Regions from separate parts of the Mus musculus genome. Here region 1 is linked to region 2. The links are chromatin loops, found by intact Hi-C in ENCODE. Cell type or tissue: left cerebral cortex. All regions are shown on one strand.

The links. Hi-C counts contacts between places; a loop is a spot of excess contacts. Peaks named below come from ENCODE experiments on the same cell type or tissue, not always from the same donor. Only the 100,000 strongest peaks of a DNase experiment are listed, where the experiment ranks them.
Region 1: a loop joins it to region 2, with 2.3 times the contacts of the local background. A loop is called at or near these places in 6 of 42 quality-filtered maps.

What each region holds. Positions count from the first base shown.
Region 1 is chr3:60,052,844-60,060,843 of GRCm38, forward strand. No RefSeq gene overlaps it. Among named protein-coding and RNA genes, the nearest start is that of Sucnr1, 25 kb to the right of the region's middle. In left cerebral cortex, a CTCF peak has its summit at 3,799 (motif pointing left); a DNase peak (open chromatin) is centred at 3,804.
Region 2 is chr3:59,309,409-59,317,408 of GRCm38, forward strand. Med12l (mediator complex subunit 12-like) reads left to right here. Exons shown (of 44, transcript NM_177855.3): 43 at 3,445-3,526; 44 at 5,289-8,000. The coding sequence ends at 5,341. Igsf10 (immunoglobulin superfamily, member 10) reads right to left here. Exons shown (of 7, transcript NM_001162884.1): 7 at 7,327-8,000. Among named protein-coding and RNA genes, the nearest start is that of Igsf10, 31 kb to the right of the region's middle. In left cerebral cortex, no CTCF peak of the experiment used is centred here; DNase peaks (open chromatin) are centred at 3,048 and 3,410; H3K27ac peaks cover 211 bases.

The DNA.
Region 1 (8,000 bases), 740 kb after region 2:
TCAATTCTTTAAACATGTATATTAGTAAACAACATATTAACTAAAATAAATAAACAACAACAAAACCCTTTATGTTATGTTCCATACAAAATAAGTACTAGAATAAAATCTTGAAAAATGAATTGCAAGAAAGGTAGAGCTAACACACATTATGTTTTTCTAAAACAGAGCTTGTTGTAATAAACTGTAAAAATGTACTAATTGAAATATTTTATATCACAGTTAATTTGAGAAAGACCACAAGAACTAGACAAATATAGGTGAGCTATGATGTGCTCTGGTTATCTACCCACTACTCTCAGATGATCTTGTCATTCTTTCTACTAAGAAAATTACTTCATTTATTGAATGTATACATAGTCCCAGGCTTAGCTCAGGGTATGCTAACCACCCCAGCCTGGTTAATTAGTGACCTGGACACTCATCTTCTTTTAAAGTTTTCATACTCCCAGAAAACCTAACGTAGTCCATGCAGATTGTAGTCCAGAGAAGTGACTGCCTGTGGTCCCTGATGAACACTTCTTTACCCTTCTAGTTCTGACCAGATGTGACACTATTCCTAGGGAGATGTAAACAAATGTCTACTCACTCCAGATAGGGAACCAAAGGTAAGGCAGTGTACACACATGATAAAATTCAACTTCCTTTGTGAACCAACGAATATTTTTAAGAGCTGCTTACAGGAACATAGGTGAGAGGTTCCTTGCAAAAGTAGAAATGCCACAAGGGCAGTTACATCACTGGAGCCTACCCCAGTGTGGTTGACAGTGAGTGGACTAAGGTTGGGAACCTAAAGCTTTCTGAAACCTACAGGCACCCCAGCATGCAAAGCATTCTTTCCAAGTAACTCAGCTGACCTGGGGTTTCAGGAAAAGTAGCTAATCTTGCCTCTTCCAACCTGTTCTACTGCTCTCAACTGCTCTCAGTCAACTCAGACTTCTCTCACAGTGACTCCTTATTGCTTACTCATGGGTGGGAGGGAGAGATCCTAAGCTTAGGGAGTTTCTCTTTAGGATGGGATGTTTTATTTAACCTCAGGAATTCTGTTGTTTTACCTCCCCGAAAACAGCCTGTCTTAAAATACAATGTTGATCTCCCCTTTAACATTTTGTGTTTTATGAGCTTTCCTATGAGATGGAAAGTTTTCATTAAAGAAACTGTGACACAATACCCAGGTATTGTGTACTTGCCCAGGCAGACCCAGGGAGGAGTCTCACATTCACGCCCTTTCTTGGTTGCCACTGAGCTAGAATCACATCCAACACTCCAATCAAAAACTCAATTTGGAAACTCTGGAGGACTGACATACAAGCTCTTCATACTTTATCTAAAATCAACCATGCTTGAGCAATAGCAAAAACAGAGCCAAACTTTCACTCAACAAAGCGGCATAATATCTTGTATCAGACACACAATGAAAAAGTCTACAAGACCAGAGCACTCAACAAAACCAAAATCAAAGTGAATGGCTAAAACAATATGATGCCCCTCAATTGAGTCCTGTAGACATGTTCTCCAGGAATAACTACCCAGACAAACCTCAGGATATGAGTTTAAAAGTACAATCATAAACATAATCAACAGTTTAAAAAGAACATGAAAAAGAATGTCAGCAATGTAAAGAGTGTGGTAATTAAATCCCAAGTGAAATGTAAACAAATAAAAATAGAAGTCTGCCTGAGCCTAGACTATTTGTGCCATATGTGTCATCCAGAGCCAGCCAACACTGCACATCCTACACATCAGCCAAGATTGTTAAACTCTTTATGTACTATTCCCAATATACAGGATTGGCACTGACTGTACATCTTTCATATCAGTCTGAAATACAAACTCTGCTTGGCCCTAGTCACCTATCTTATGCACCAGCTCAACCTACTGAGATTACTTGTATCTAGCTCACTCATGGCATATCTAAATTCCAGGATTAGCCTAATTGCACATCCTGTGTGCTTGTTCAGTCTTGTGAATTTCCATAGGTCTAGCCCACCTGAACCATAGCCAACTGCCAAGCCTAACCTAAAATGTACATTTGTGTGGGGCCCTCAGTTGCCTCTCTGGCCTTTGCTCTGTGTAATGGTAACCAGATTTGGATACAGAGGTATCTTTTAGATCTCACAGAAATTTTAGTGCTGTAATTTTCAGTTTTAGGTCTTACATACTAGAAAAGTCAGAAATACATAGTAAGTGTATTGTGGCATAGGAGGAGGGATATCCTCATGGGCATACAACTCTAAGTCTTGCTCCAGCACTAAGAAATCAGCCACCAACAAGCTTGAGTATTAGGCGCTTGTGCCTCTGCCTGCCACCATTTAGGAACATAACACAGGTTCATGTACAAGAATCTGAAAAGCAATTATTATTTTTTTATGTTTGAAAAAATGTATTAAAACTTTATTATACACACTGGTTCTGGTTAGTTTTAATGTCATTATTTACTTGCAAGATCTTTATAATAAAGGTTATAAGGCTTTTATATAAAGAACTTGAAAATGAAAATCCAAGAAAAAAAGCTACAGCAATAGAAACCAGACCTAAATTCTACACATCTCAATGAATTTCTATACAGTGGGAATTAAGAAAAAATTAAAGACCCCGAAACAACAAAGTGGCCCATCTATTTTTAACTTATCTATCTGCTACTCTGCCAAAAGTCATTTTCTGCAATAGATTTTATAGAATGGTTTTTCCTGTTTTACTTTTCTTTCTGATCTCAGGAACCCTGAAGGTTTTAGAAGAGTGTATACTATTTAAGACTCTAGCTATTTCATCAGAGAGCTCAATGATGCTGTAAAGTTCACATTAAGAAAAAAAAAAAGGAATAATTTCCAGTGAAGAAAACTGCTGTAATTTTAGGGGACAGAGATGGGATGTGCTTAAATGTCCTTTATGTGAAGAGTCACTAGTAGATTGCTTTCACTTGTTTTCCCTCATGTTAACTTGTCATAATTCAAAACATGACCTGCTTCTAGGGGGAGTTAATGGTTTTGAGATGCTGAGTTTTGCCAAGCCTCTGATGATACACCCCTATCCTAGGGAATCTTTAGCAAGAAAGACAAAGCTTTCTGCCAAGAGTTTGAAATAAAACACTCAAGTATATGGCCTATACACAGTGCAACACGCTCCCCGCCCTCCGAGGTCATATTAATGGAAGACTTTATAGAAATCTTGTAGAGTAGTTCCAGTGCTCCTTTCAGAGAAGGCGAGACTGTGGACAGGTGAGGACCGATGCGTAGGAAACCACTTTTTGTGAGCATCCTATACGCATAGTTCTTAGTCTCCAATGGGTGTTTATTTCTTTTGGGGAGGGGATTTTAAAACAAAACAAAAGGAAAAGAAAACTAAAACCTACCTAATCCAAGCCCCTATAAGCACAGAAGCCCAGTGGGTTTCATTTTCCCACAGCCCCAAGACAGTACAGAATCTAGACTTAATTACTTTAACAGAGGATTTATTTATTTTTTTAATTTTGAATGTGGCATTGGTGGTATAATATACTTATATATTTGTCTTAATCCTATTTGTTCATTTGCTTATTTTTCACTAGACCTCAATTCACAGTTTTCTTCCACTTTCTTTTGGTGGAATATACTATATCTAGTCATATACTCTGCATTAAAGTATTAGAAACCAGAAGATCTGGCGTTTTACATTTTATACTGTTATGTCATTATAATCAAAACTTTTACCAGGGCCTTGAACACGTTTCCTATTCCTAGAAAGTAAATAAATTTATATAAAGAAAGACATTCTATGAGACTGTATATTATTTAGAGAATTAGTTCACTTCTTCTGCCCCCTTGTGGTCCCCAAAGGCTGTTGCCCAACGTAAGCTGAAATGCAGTTAGTCTTAGAATACATACCTAATAATTCTATGTTTGTGTGTTTCAATATGAATATTGAAACATTTGCTCATTTGAGAAAATATTTCAAATTATAAATATCTCCAAATGTCCTCTGCATGGAGATTTATATAATTCTTACATCTTAAGATGTAAGATTTATCTTAAATGAGATAAATAAAATAATGAACACAAACTGGTGCCAATACAACTTCCTCTATTCACAAATGTTCTTTAGCTCCTAATAAGAAAAAAAGGCAGGTAGACTTGAGTGTAGCTTTTTGTCTTCCTCTTTTCTCTTTATTGTTTCTTTTACTTTTTGTGATTAGAAGAACATCATTTCTCTTTTCTCTTTCCAAGTCCTTTCATATTTATATACATTTCTTTCTCTCTTTCAAATTCGGGGCCAAGTTTTCATTAGCTCTTACAAATTGTGTATGTGTGTGTATGTGTGTGGGTGCGGGTGTCCCAAAATATAGCCTGCTCAATCTGTATAATGATACTTGTACATATGTTTTCAAAGCTGACCTTTAGCTCACTCTTCCCTGGAGGAAACTAATTCTATCCCCATCACCCCTCCTTAGTTACTGGTAGCTCTAGTACCTTCAGGGCTACATGCCTAAAGGCTCACTAACATGGCTGCCTAGGCATGAGCTGAACAAGCACAACAGTAGATAAAACAACATAGAGGAAAGACCACAAATCCTCAACATTAATTATGCTCTGTAGAGTTTAAAACTGTTCCTTTAGTCTATTTACAGAAATCAGAATACTGAGGCATTTGCAAGAACTGCCACATGGTGCAGCCTGGCAGGTGTTCTTTCCCAGGTGTCCTGTCCCAGGTGTCCTTTCCCAGGTGTCCTTTTGCATTTGTTTAATGTACCATGAATGGTTTTAGAAAACATTTATGATTTATGATTTTCTGAGGAAAAAATACCTGTCAACTGAGTTATTTTTATCTCAGGGAGCAAGAGGCAAATTATACAGCCACCATAGTGTATTGTAATCAATACTGCAAGACAGATTTAGGCTCCAGCAGACAGTGTCAGACCTGGCTAGATTTATTTTTAAATGGTCATATTTATGGGTTGTAAAAACTGTACAGTGATAACTGCCTTGTGACATATTTTGATAACAAATAGCTAACTATGACGAGAGTTCTTTGATTTTTAAACTTTGACTGTTTAAACAGGCAGTCTCTAAGCTACATTATCATTAGTCAATATTATCTTTGACCTAGTTTTTCTTATTCATGTTTCATTTTACCTTCTTCAGTATATACTCTCCTCTTGTGAGTTACAGCATATGCTGTTAATATTTTCTTTTAAGTGGTACCATAGATTTTCAGCCTTCTGAGTTTGGGTGGGTTAAATGACTTCTTAAATGAGATAAATAAAATAATGAACACAAACATTATACATAATTAGGGTGTCATCTTCTCAATGTGAACAGAAGCTGCTGGGGTGGCGTGGGGGGCATATATCTACCGCTATATTAAAAGTCTACAGGTTTAACTGATTGGAACTACTGTGATTGTGGGGAGTTGGAGGGTTTCAGACACAGAGTCCAATTATCTTGAGATATCTTTAGCCTTAGTAGTCATTCACTTCCCACTTAACATGTTTCACCTACCATCCTGTGCTTGGCAGGTGAAGCAACTACAGTGTGTTAATGGATCACAAGTGTCTTCAAATCCAAGAGCAAAGAATGCCATTAGCTTACATTTGAGACCCATACTAGAGATTTCCCCCATTTACTGTAACATGCTTTTAAAGTATATTGATTTATATTTCATTTTTTTCTATTACTATGAAACTGCTACTATTTTGGAACATGGAATTCCAGATAACCTGGATCCCTGTTCCCAGAACATGGGCACTCATAGCTCCATCATAAAGTGTTTCATATGCGCTGAAAGCTGAGAGTAGAGTTTTTTGCATCAGCATTGAGTCATGTCAGAAGATTCACTATAACAATAGCCTTTTTTCTTTAAAATCTTTTTTTGAAAATAGAATCTTCTCTCATACAATATATCCCAACCAACAGGCTACCCTCCTTCCATTCCTCCTTGCTTCTCTCTGATCCCTCTCCTTGCACTAAATCCACTCAACCTGTTTCCTCTTCAGTAAAAAGCCAAACAGAACAAAACAAGATACAAGACTAGGCAAAAGCCATCATAACAAGCCTAGACAAAGCAACCTAACTGGAGGAAAAGACTCCCAAGGGTTAGAGACCACTCTTAGGTCTCCCATAAAACTACTGAACTAACAAGCCATAATATAGATATTGTGTGTGTGTGTGTGTATACAATAATAACAAGCCCTTATAAATATATATATATATATATATATATATATATATATATATATATATATACACACACAGGTAGTAAGTAGCTTCAAAATCAAAAGCCAAGGGAAACCAAAGGATACAAACTATGCGATGTGCACCTGCAGGTACACCCTGAACCACTTCACACACCCAAACACCATTTTCTTTCATCTTAGGAGGAGCTTCGGCCTACAAAGCTTTGGTTATCCCAAACAATTTGATTATCCTATCAACTGTTGGAACTCAGTTTTCTCATCTATAAAATAATAGTGAAAGGCCTGGTGAATTACTTAGTGACATGTGTTGGTCTCTTTTATGACTACAGTTCCCACACTTAAGTGTCTGTATCAGTTGCTTTCATAACTGTGACCTTCTAAGGTTACATCTGAATTGGGGATGGTTTGGACGAGCACCGTATAAGCGCTGCACTGACCTTGCAGACATTTTGAGTTCTAACAAGGAGTTTCTTAATACTCATTTCTGGGACTTTGTGGTTCTCAAAGGTATTTTGATAGCCTGCTGCTTCAAAATTGAGAAACCTCAAATTACTTTCAGCATTTGCTATTTATTTCACACTATTTTCCCTTGGTAAGTTAAAGTTACCAGCAGAATGCACCATATTGCACAACAGAAAAAAATTCCTTTTTTCCTCTGTGTTTTGAGCTATCAGCAATTACAGCCATTCAAAACATAAAATGAGCCAAGTAAGATGGTACTCAAAGTGCACGTAGTGAAACGGCAGCTACGTTGGTGGAGAAGATATCAAACTCCAGAAAACCCATGTGATGCTGGGATTTGCACCTGATGACAATCTATAGTGCTCCAGGAAGAAGGGATGTCGTGAACTTTTGTTTTCCATTTCCTTTATTTTATTTTATTAGATATTTTCCTTAATTACATTTCAAATGCTATCCAGAAAGTTCCCTATATCCTCCCCCTGCTCTGCTCCCCTACCCACCTACTCCTACTTCTTGGCCCTGGTGATCCCCTGTACTGGGGCATGTAAAGTTTACAAGACCTAGGGGCCTCTCTTCCCAATGATGGCTGATTAGGCCATCTTCTGCTACATATGCAGCTAGAGACATGAGCTCTGGGGGTTGCTGGTTAGTTCATATTGTTGTTCCACCTATAGGGTTGCAGACCCCTTCAGCTCCTTTAGAAAAAGCAAAACGTAAAAAATACCAAGCTCTCATGACTTTCACAGTGCCAAACAAGGAATGTTAACAATAAATATTAAGGAAGTAGACTTAATGGAAACAAAAGGTCCTGTAAGAAAATATCAGTCCTACTTAGAAGGGGGAACAAAATAATCAAGGGAAGTAGAGGGTAGGAGGGACTTGGAAGGAAGAGAAGCGGGGGCAGGGAAAAGAGGGAATTCACAGACCTTTTGAAGCCCAAGAAGAAGGAAGACCACAATGTGGATGTTTCAGTGTTTCTTAGAAGGGTGAAAAAAATACTCACAGGAGGAAATATGGAGACAAAGTATGGAGCAGAGACTGGAGGAAAGGCCAACCAGAGACTGCCCCACCTGGGCATCCATCCTACATACAGCCACCAAACCCAGTCGCTATTGTGGATGCCGGGAAGTGCTTGCTAACAGAAGCCTGATAAAGCTGTCTCCTGCGAAGCTTTGCCAGAGCCTGACAAATACAAAGGCAGATGCTCACAGACAACCATTGGACTAAGTGTGGGTTTCCCGATGGAAGAGTTGGAGAAGAGACTGAAGGAGCTGAGGGGGTTTGCAGCCCTACGGATGGAGCAACAGTGTCAACCAGCCAAAACCCCTAAAGCTCCTGGGGTCTGGACCACCAACCAAAGAATACACAT
Region 2 (8,000 bases):
TTGGAGAAGAGGGTGGTGAGCTGGTTGCTGAGGAGAGGTGAGCTTGGACTTCTCTGGGGTTGTGGTTGATGTTGCATGAAGGGAGGAGTAAGTTACCACACCACCTTCCTGACCTGCCACTCCCTGCCTGCCGACGGGTACAGTGGATTTTAGATCAGTACTTATTTGTTATATTCAGTAGAGGCCAGCAGCCTGTGAGACATTAGGGAGAGTGCCATGGAAGTACCGAGTATGCTTTTCGCTACTGGAGGACTGAGAATCACTGGAAATGGCTGAATGGCCATGTTGTACATGAAAAGTAGCATATGGTGGGTAGACCTTTTTAGTTGAAGAGCTTCAGAAGTTGTACTGATTTGTTAGTTAGGTATGTGAACTTACGTGGCTTAAAAGTGGGTTTGTGTTTTTTTCCTCTCTGTTCTGGAAACTGGAAGTGAAAGATGGGAATTCAGCAATGGTGGTTCCTTCTGCTTGCTGATGGGAGAGCCCATGCCATGCCTCTGTTCCAGTCCCTCACTGTGCACTGGCTGCCTTTAGTATCTGAGCTTTGTGCCACCCTCTCGTGGCGTTCTCACTGTTTGCACTAATGTGCCCACGTTTCCCTTTTTATGAGAGTACCATTCATGTTGTGTTAGATTCCATGGAAATAATCATGGCTACCTCTAGAAAAGCTCTACCTCCAAGTAATGTCACAATCCTGGGGTTTAAGACTATAGCATTTCTATTTTGAGTGATAGAGTTGAAGCCCTAACAGAGATCCAAAGATCGAGAAACGTGGAGCCCATGTTGGAAAGCTTCAGCGTAAGCCACCATGAAAGGCAGTGCTACATCTGTTGCCTTTTGACTGTGACTTTGTCAGTCTCCTTTAGTTGGTAGCATCAGTTGGGACATGGTAGGCAGTGACAATGAATACCCATAGCCAAGTTAATCACTGTATAAAGGTGTTTTTAAGGTCAAAACTGCCTTAGGACAGAAACTGTCACCTCTTCAAGGTATCCTATGGAAGCTTTTCTGTAAAGTGAGTGTGAAAGATTAAGAGAAGCCCAATACCATCAGTTAAGTGTGGTGACAACTTTGTGTGCATTCCTGTGTCATTTGTGGTCTGGGAAGAAAGGGCAACTAGTGGTAGCCTCTGTCCTTTCTGGGGAAATTTGTGTGGTGTCTCAAGCTTGGTCATAAGTGTAGTTCTTGACTTATAATCCTTTAAAGGTTCGTGTGTTTAAATGACTATTAACTCTGTTTGATAGATGTAGAATGAAGCTCCTTCCAACATTCAAGAAAATAATATCCATACTGTGTAACTAAGTCTATTCTTTTCATCTTATGCTGTCTTAATTGGGTGACTTAAAATGCACTCGTTCTTGGGGGAAGATTATGTTGTATTCCATTTTGCCTTTCAAAAAACATACATGATAGCAGCATTAGTTAAGAACTGCTGTGACTTTTGACCAGCAGCCACAGACAAAAGTTTTATACTGGTCTTTCTCGGGGAATTCGTGCTCTGTTATGAGAAATTGAGATCGATAGTTCTAAGAGTGCCCTTAGGATTCAGTAGCCAAATGACACAGCTCCCACCTGTATCATGAGAATATTGGTAGTAAAGGGTCATAGGTCTTTATTATTCATAGTCTAAATTCAAATATCTCTGAAAATTCAAGATTAAACATCCAAAGCTGAGGAGAAGGGACATCCAGCTCTCTCTCTCTATGCATTCTCTGGAAGGGGGCTGTGTGGATGAATGTTTGCAGAAATGCAGTGTGTGTGGAGAAGGGTTCAGCCCTACATGACGTGATGAGAGCTAACATACTAACTTCCATGTTGACACACACTAAACATGAAAGCACCTGTACCAAAAGCTTTGTTAACATCATTGTTCGTCAGAATCAAGCGCCAGAGTGTATACCTATAATGCCCACAATAGTTCATGGCACATAGCAAGACTTGTTAAATAGGATTCTAAGCATTGAAATGGTTGAATTAAAAAGAAAACACGTGCCTTCCTGAATTTTCCACACAGAGGAATGATTGTTGTTCTGTTTTCCCAGACCTGTATGTGGAGAGGGTTGGTGCTGGCAATGGCTTATCATCTTTGTGTGCCATTACACATGGAAGAGTCATCTTGGCAATGCTGTCTAAAGTTAGAGTTTTCTGCTAAATCTGAATTTCAGGCAAGCAGTTAGCAAAAGTGTTACGTCAAATTTTCTGTTGGGTTACTTGGACTAAATTCAGTATTTGTCACGTGAAATATTAAATATTAGTAAAATAAAAAATTCCTTGTTACTTGTCTGAAATTCACATTTAGCTATGCATTCTGTATTTGAATTTCCTATATGACTTAACAGTCCTGGGCAGCTTTTAGTCATACTGAGGACCTCCAAGGAAGAGGGAATCATGTTGCATTCACATTGAGAATGGTCTTATTAAAAACTCGTTAGGGATGTGAAGCAGATTAAGGACAAGCAATGCAGATGTGTTACAGGCACAGCACAGACCTCTCAGCCTAGTGTGGTGAGAAGAGGGGAGGTGGAGAGAGCCCAGTTACCTGAGGGAAGAGCTCAGGCACGGCTGCCTTGGATGCACTAGGCTGGCAGAGAGCCACTGTGGAAGAAGCTGGCAAAAATAAAGAAAACTCCTTACCATGCTCCTCCCTGGCCTAGGTCAGCTCTCACTTTCTATCTCTGGAGATGCTCTCTAGGGTGCTGTGACAGCCTGGTTATTGTGTTCCATACAGGCAGATGGCACAGACTGAGGTTAACAGGAAACAACCAGTTCTTTGTGTATGACTAAGAGATGCTCGTATCAGAGCATCCCAGTTGTTTCTAAGTCGCAAGAAGACAGCTGAGGAGTAGAGAAAGGAAAGAAAGAGAGGCAGTCCGACACCTGCAGTTAGGAAGTGTCCTAGTATCATTGGTGATTCTAATCAAAAACAGCTTTGCTTCTAGCAGACACTGATCAGTCAGTCTCCCCATGCTCCTCAAACATCAGCTGCAGTTCCTTGTGTGGTACTTCCAGGTCCCCTCAGACAGGGCTAGGAGAAAACTCCTTAAAATGTGAGTGTTCTTGTGTATGGCCCAGCTCACCCTGCCATGGCTGTCAGGTGGAGGTCAGATGTTCCACAAACCCATGCTCTATCTCACAGGCTCTGCTCTGCCCTGCCCATGGGGTCTGTTGGCATTGGACAGATCTCCACAGCAGAGAGCTTTCATCTTGTCAGAGAGGTCCTTGGATGAGTGGGCTACCTCTGTAGTGAGCACTTCTTCATGGAAACTCTAAAGATAAATGCCAAGCAAGTACCTGCGGGAAGCACTGTTTGGCCAGCTGTACCGTAGGCAAAACCAGACGTATCCAAACTGAGCATGTGAACGTGCCTTAGCCAGCCCCGAGGTACAGCCTGTGCCTTGTGGAGCACGAGTGGCTGACTCATCCTTCCCCTTGTTGCAATTACAGTTCCCCAGGCAAGGCTTGCAGCAGACCCAGCAACAGCAACAGACAGCCGCCCTGGTGCGACAGCTCCAAAAGCAGCTTTCTAGTAAGTACCTATCTCACACTGAGCCAGGGGAGTCTGGGAGTCAGCGACAAGCCCGGCATAGTAGGCTCTTCAGAAATCACACTGTGTCCTCTGAAACATTTTTAAAGACTTTTTCATTGAAATAGAGCTCCATCACTTTCCTTCCTCGCTTTCTTCTGTCTCCTCTCTCAGCTACTCTCCATTAAACCCCTCCTAGACCTCCACTGTCCACTCCTCCTCTTTTATTTGACTACTTTTGTTACATACATACATGCATACATACATACACATATACATACATACATATACAGATGCATACATTCATTTATTCATACATGCATGCATACACACACATATATCCATGCATGCACACATATGTGCACACATACATATATGCATAATATATGCATACATGCATGCATACATACATACATTTTTTTTTCATGTTTGGCTTGGTCTGAGGTATTTCACTTTGTCTTAGTTTGATTAGTTTTGGACTTACCTTTTTCTTCCCCTGGAAAAGCCACATTTTTCCCCTTAAATTCAGTATTTTCCTGTTGTTTTATGTGACTTTCCCAAAGCACACCCAACCCCCTTTTGTTGGTTTTATTTTATGGTGCTGAGGATAGAACCCAAGGCTTCCTGTGTTCCAGACATGTGTTCTACTGCTTAACCTCAACTCCATGCCCGGGTCTTGTTTTTATAGAGCTAGAAATGTTTAAGGAGAAACTCATCCCATGACCTTGACTTAGATCACCCCTATACCAGTATCTCAGGATAGAATCGTTTTAGAGATGGAGTGAGTCCCTTGTGTGGTGAAACATAGTGGCCTGGAGTCACAAGACCTGATTTCTTTGCCAAGGTGGCCATTATTGGCTAGGTCACGTTTTCCCACCTATGAAAGTATAGGAGACACGTTTTCCCGTGGCTTTCAGATTCAGTGTTTCTGAGTTACAGGGTGGAGTCTGCTGCATGTTGAAACAGTGATGTGGCATCCATTTGTGGCTGAGGGGTAGCTTTTTGCATGACTGCTTTGCATGTGGGAATCTTGACAGAGAGAATTGCCCCCCACCTCCCTCCACACTCCTTGGTGTCTCTGCCAGTCATATCTTAATTTTTCTTTATTTTATTTTGTTTTTGTTTTTGGTCTTTAACATATAATGTACACTTGTCTGTGTCTTTATGTAACACATCACCATGTTCCATGAATACATACATGAGATTTTTCTTTAATTTCCAAACCTGAAATATGTGTGTATGTTTTCATGTAGCCTCAGTTAATTTTGGTTACGTGAAGTAAGATCAATTTTTTTCCTAGCTGTTTTTTTTAAGTAGGTATACTCTATTAAATAATCTGTGATTAAAACAATGAAATACGACGATATTTTTGAGTTAAAATTCTTGCAGAGAATATAACCTGAAGGCTTGGCCTTATAGTGTTTATAAATCAGCACTGAGGAGTCCTGTATTGCAGACTTATCTGAAGAGCATGTCAGCTTGCTCTGCTGTCCCCAGAGTGTCAAGAGCTGGAATACAGCTCTTGGACACTGTGAGTCAATCTATCTAATCCCGAGGCATTGTGTGGGCAGCTGTGGGTCTCTCCTGTAGACTTGGCCCCTCTACAGAATACATTTGGTCACATTACATGGTTATTGGCCCCAGGGTCTAGCCTGTTGCTCTGTCCTCCCATACCTGGGGCTGTTACTGAGAGGCCCGCCAGAGAGAAGGTGTTATCTGCAGCACCAGTTCACATCTGTAACTGTTGTGTTTGCTTTCCCCTTAGGTAACCAGCCACAGCAAGGAGTGACTCCCTGTGCACACCCTTCACACTTTTGAATCGGAAAGAGAAGACATGAAGTTTATGTTTGCACTGAAAAACAGAAAATCAAATTTAGTAGTCCTCATAAGACGTCTCCTTTGGTCTTTGGTTATTTATGTTTTCCTATATTTTATGCTACATTTCATGCAGAAGTATTTAAATAAGTAAAGGAGTCATGGTTTGGTTTTATCAGATTTAAAATAGGTTTTAAAATGTGGATCATACAGGCCTACTCCAGATAGTGTGGTAGCAGACCTTTTGAAACTGGTGCTTTTTTATCTCATATTTACATAAAGAATGAATTATGGTAGGTTTAAATATTTATGTATTCATTAACGATTTTTTTTAAACCTGTGGTGGACCAAACTACTGATTTGAAAGCTGTGGCAGGTCTCGCGGGAGTGGACACATTAGCTCTTCACTCGACCGTGGCGGTGGGGTGAACATTTTTTTTTTTTTTGCATCACTTTAATTTGAAATGTTGATCATTTTCATAAGCACTTTATAAACTTCGTTCGCATTTATGAAGGACTTGGCTTCGCTTTTGTTGTGGTCCAAAGGTGCTGAAACGGATTGTTGCTTAGTACTTCCGCTTCTTCAGGGCTTCTGCAAGAGCCACCTGGAGGACTGTGGGAGTCTCTCAGAAGCAGCTGCACTCAAATTTGTTCCCAGTGGCAAAATCTTTATCCAGATTCTTCATGAAGGTACAACCTATAACCACGGGAGGCCAGAAGAACCACGGTGGAATCGGTCCATTTTACTTACTGCCAGTTTTGGTTTAAAAAAAAAAATAACTGTCCAGTTTAGGTTCTTCAGAACCTCATGCCAACTTGAGAAAAATAAAATAAAATCTCACAGCTGGCCTTAGATTCCACAGTGCTCAGACTTGACATGGTTTCCAGAGGGTTCTGGTAGTCATCAAAGGTATACTTGCTGTTAATTTTGTATGGTAAGTATTTACAATTTTGAATTTAATTATTAATGTTGGTGTCAGTCTTGGTTGTGTATTGCTTCTACTGTATTTATAAACCGGTGCAAAAAGCACAAGTAAAGTAAATTATACATCAAAATTTATTATAAAGAAATAGTAACTATTTTAACTTTGTTCAAGTATGTGGTAATTTGCTCCTATTAGAGTGAAAAAATACAGTAAATTATTATCAGTTTGTGTAACTTAAGAGTATTCCGTATAATATTTTTTTAGAATTAGATGCATACAATTTTGAATGTGAAAATTGCAGGGCATTTTAAGACATGTAGGGATCTTTCCCTGTCCTTTGTTGGGTTCACTTTCTTTTTGCCATATGATTTCACATGTAATGTAGTCAAGCATACTGTGAATAGATTGTCTATGAAGAGCAGACCCTGTAGAACTACTTTTTTAAAATGTAGCTAGTACGACTTCAGATGATTTCTTTCGCAGATTGTTATTATAAATAATTTATATCTTCCTAGGTGAGTTACCCATTGCAGAGTTTGACTCATTCAAATGACCTCAGATCCATGTTTGCTTACTTTGCCATGGCGACATCGTGTGAACTGCTGTGTACACTGTGAAATATACCCCTCCAGCCTGCTTGTTTTGTGTTTACTCTGGGCTGGAAAAGACTTTGCCAAACATTAAAGACCATTCTTCCCACCGAGTTCACATTCTCTCTGCTCTCAGACAGTGCAGTACATTTCAGTGGTCCCATATGTCCGCTTTGCTTTCCTCTCCAGAGTCATTCTTAAAATTCACGAAGCTATCCTCCTCCCTCCCCCCGCCCCGGGTAATAGACCATATGATTGCATTCGCAAAACCACCGAAGTGTGAATGTTGTGCCTAGTGAGTGGGCCATATCCTGTCCTCTCTGGTCTTAATTCAATGATTGTTGATGGTTAAAACTCCAGCTTCAATCTGAACCTTGTCCTTTTCGTAGCTCAATATTGTGAACAGCAGAACGAGTGTTAGAACTGCATAGCATTTGTTTGCACTTTAAACTTTGCAGAAGTTAATTTATTAATCATTTTGCACATGAAGGCTATGGTTATTCCTTTGTCGTTGTTTGTTTTATTTGTTAAGATGAGGAAGGTAAATCATGCTAAAGCCCTCTAGTTCTGAGATGCCGTGGGGGATGAGGAAAAACCTAGAGCTCTTTGCCCTGCGCGTTACAAGGAAAGCAACTGGAATTTTAAATTTAGTTATTATATTTACTGCCACTTAATTCTGCATTCTGAGAGGTTTTTTTTTTTCTTTCATAGCAAATGCATGTGGTTGGCATTAAAATTGTCCTAAGGAAAAAGCTCTATTGCAGAACCTTGTCATTTGCTGGGTGGGTTGCAGATAGGAAATTAAAGACCAGACCTTGAAATCTAATGGAATTGGGTATACTTACCATTTCTGGCTATAAGAACCCCTTAACATCTGTGTTATATTGTAAGCTGAATCTTTAGAGGGTGGCATTTCTTGTTTTATGTACCCTTTTTCATCTAAAAGTAGAGGGAGACTACTCTACGGTGGGTATCATTTGACCTCTGGCAGCCATAGAGTACCAATGTTAACTGGAGTCAGCTCATGTCTGAGGTAGGGGCCAAAAGAAAGTAGGCATTACGGAAAGTAGGCATCAAGTTCCAGATGAATGGCATGTGCTAACAAAGCTCTTGGTCTTAGTGATCTGGGCTAACTGAATGACTTTT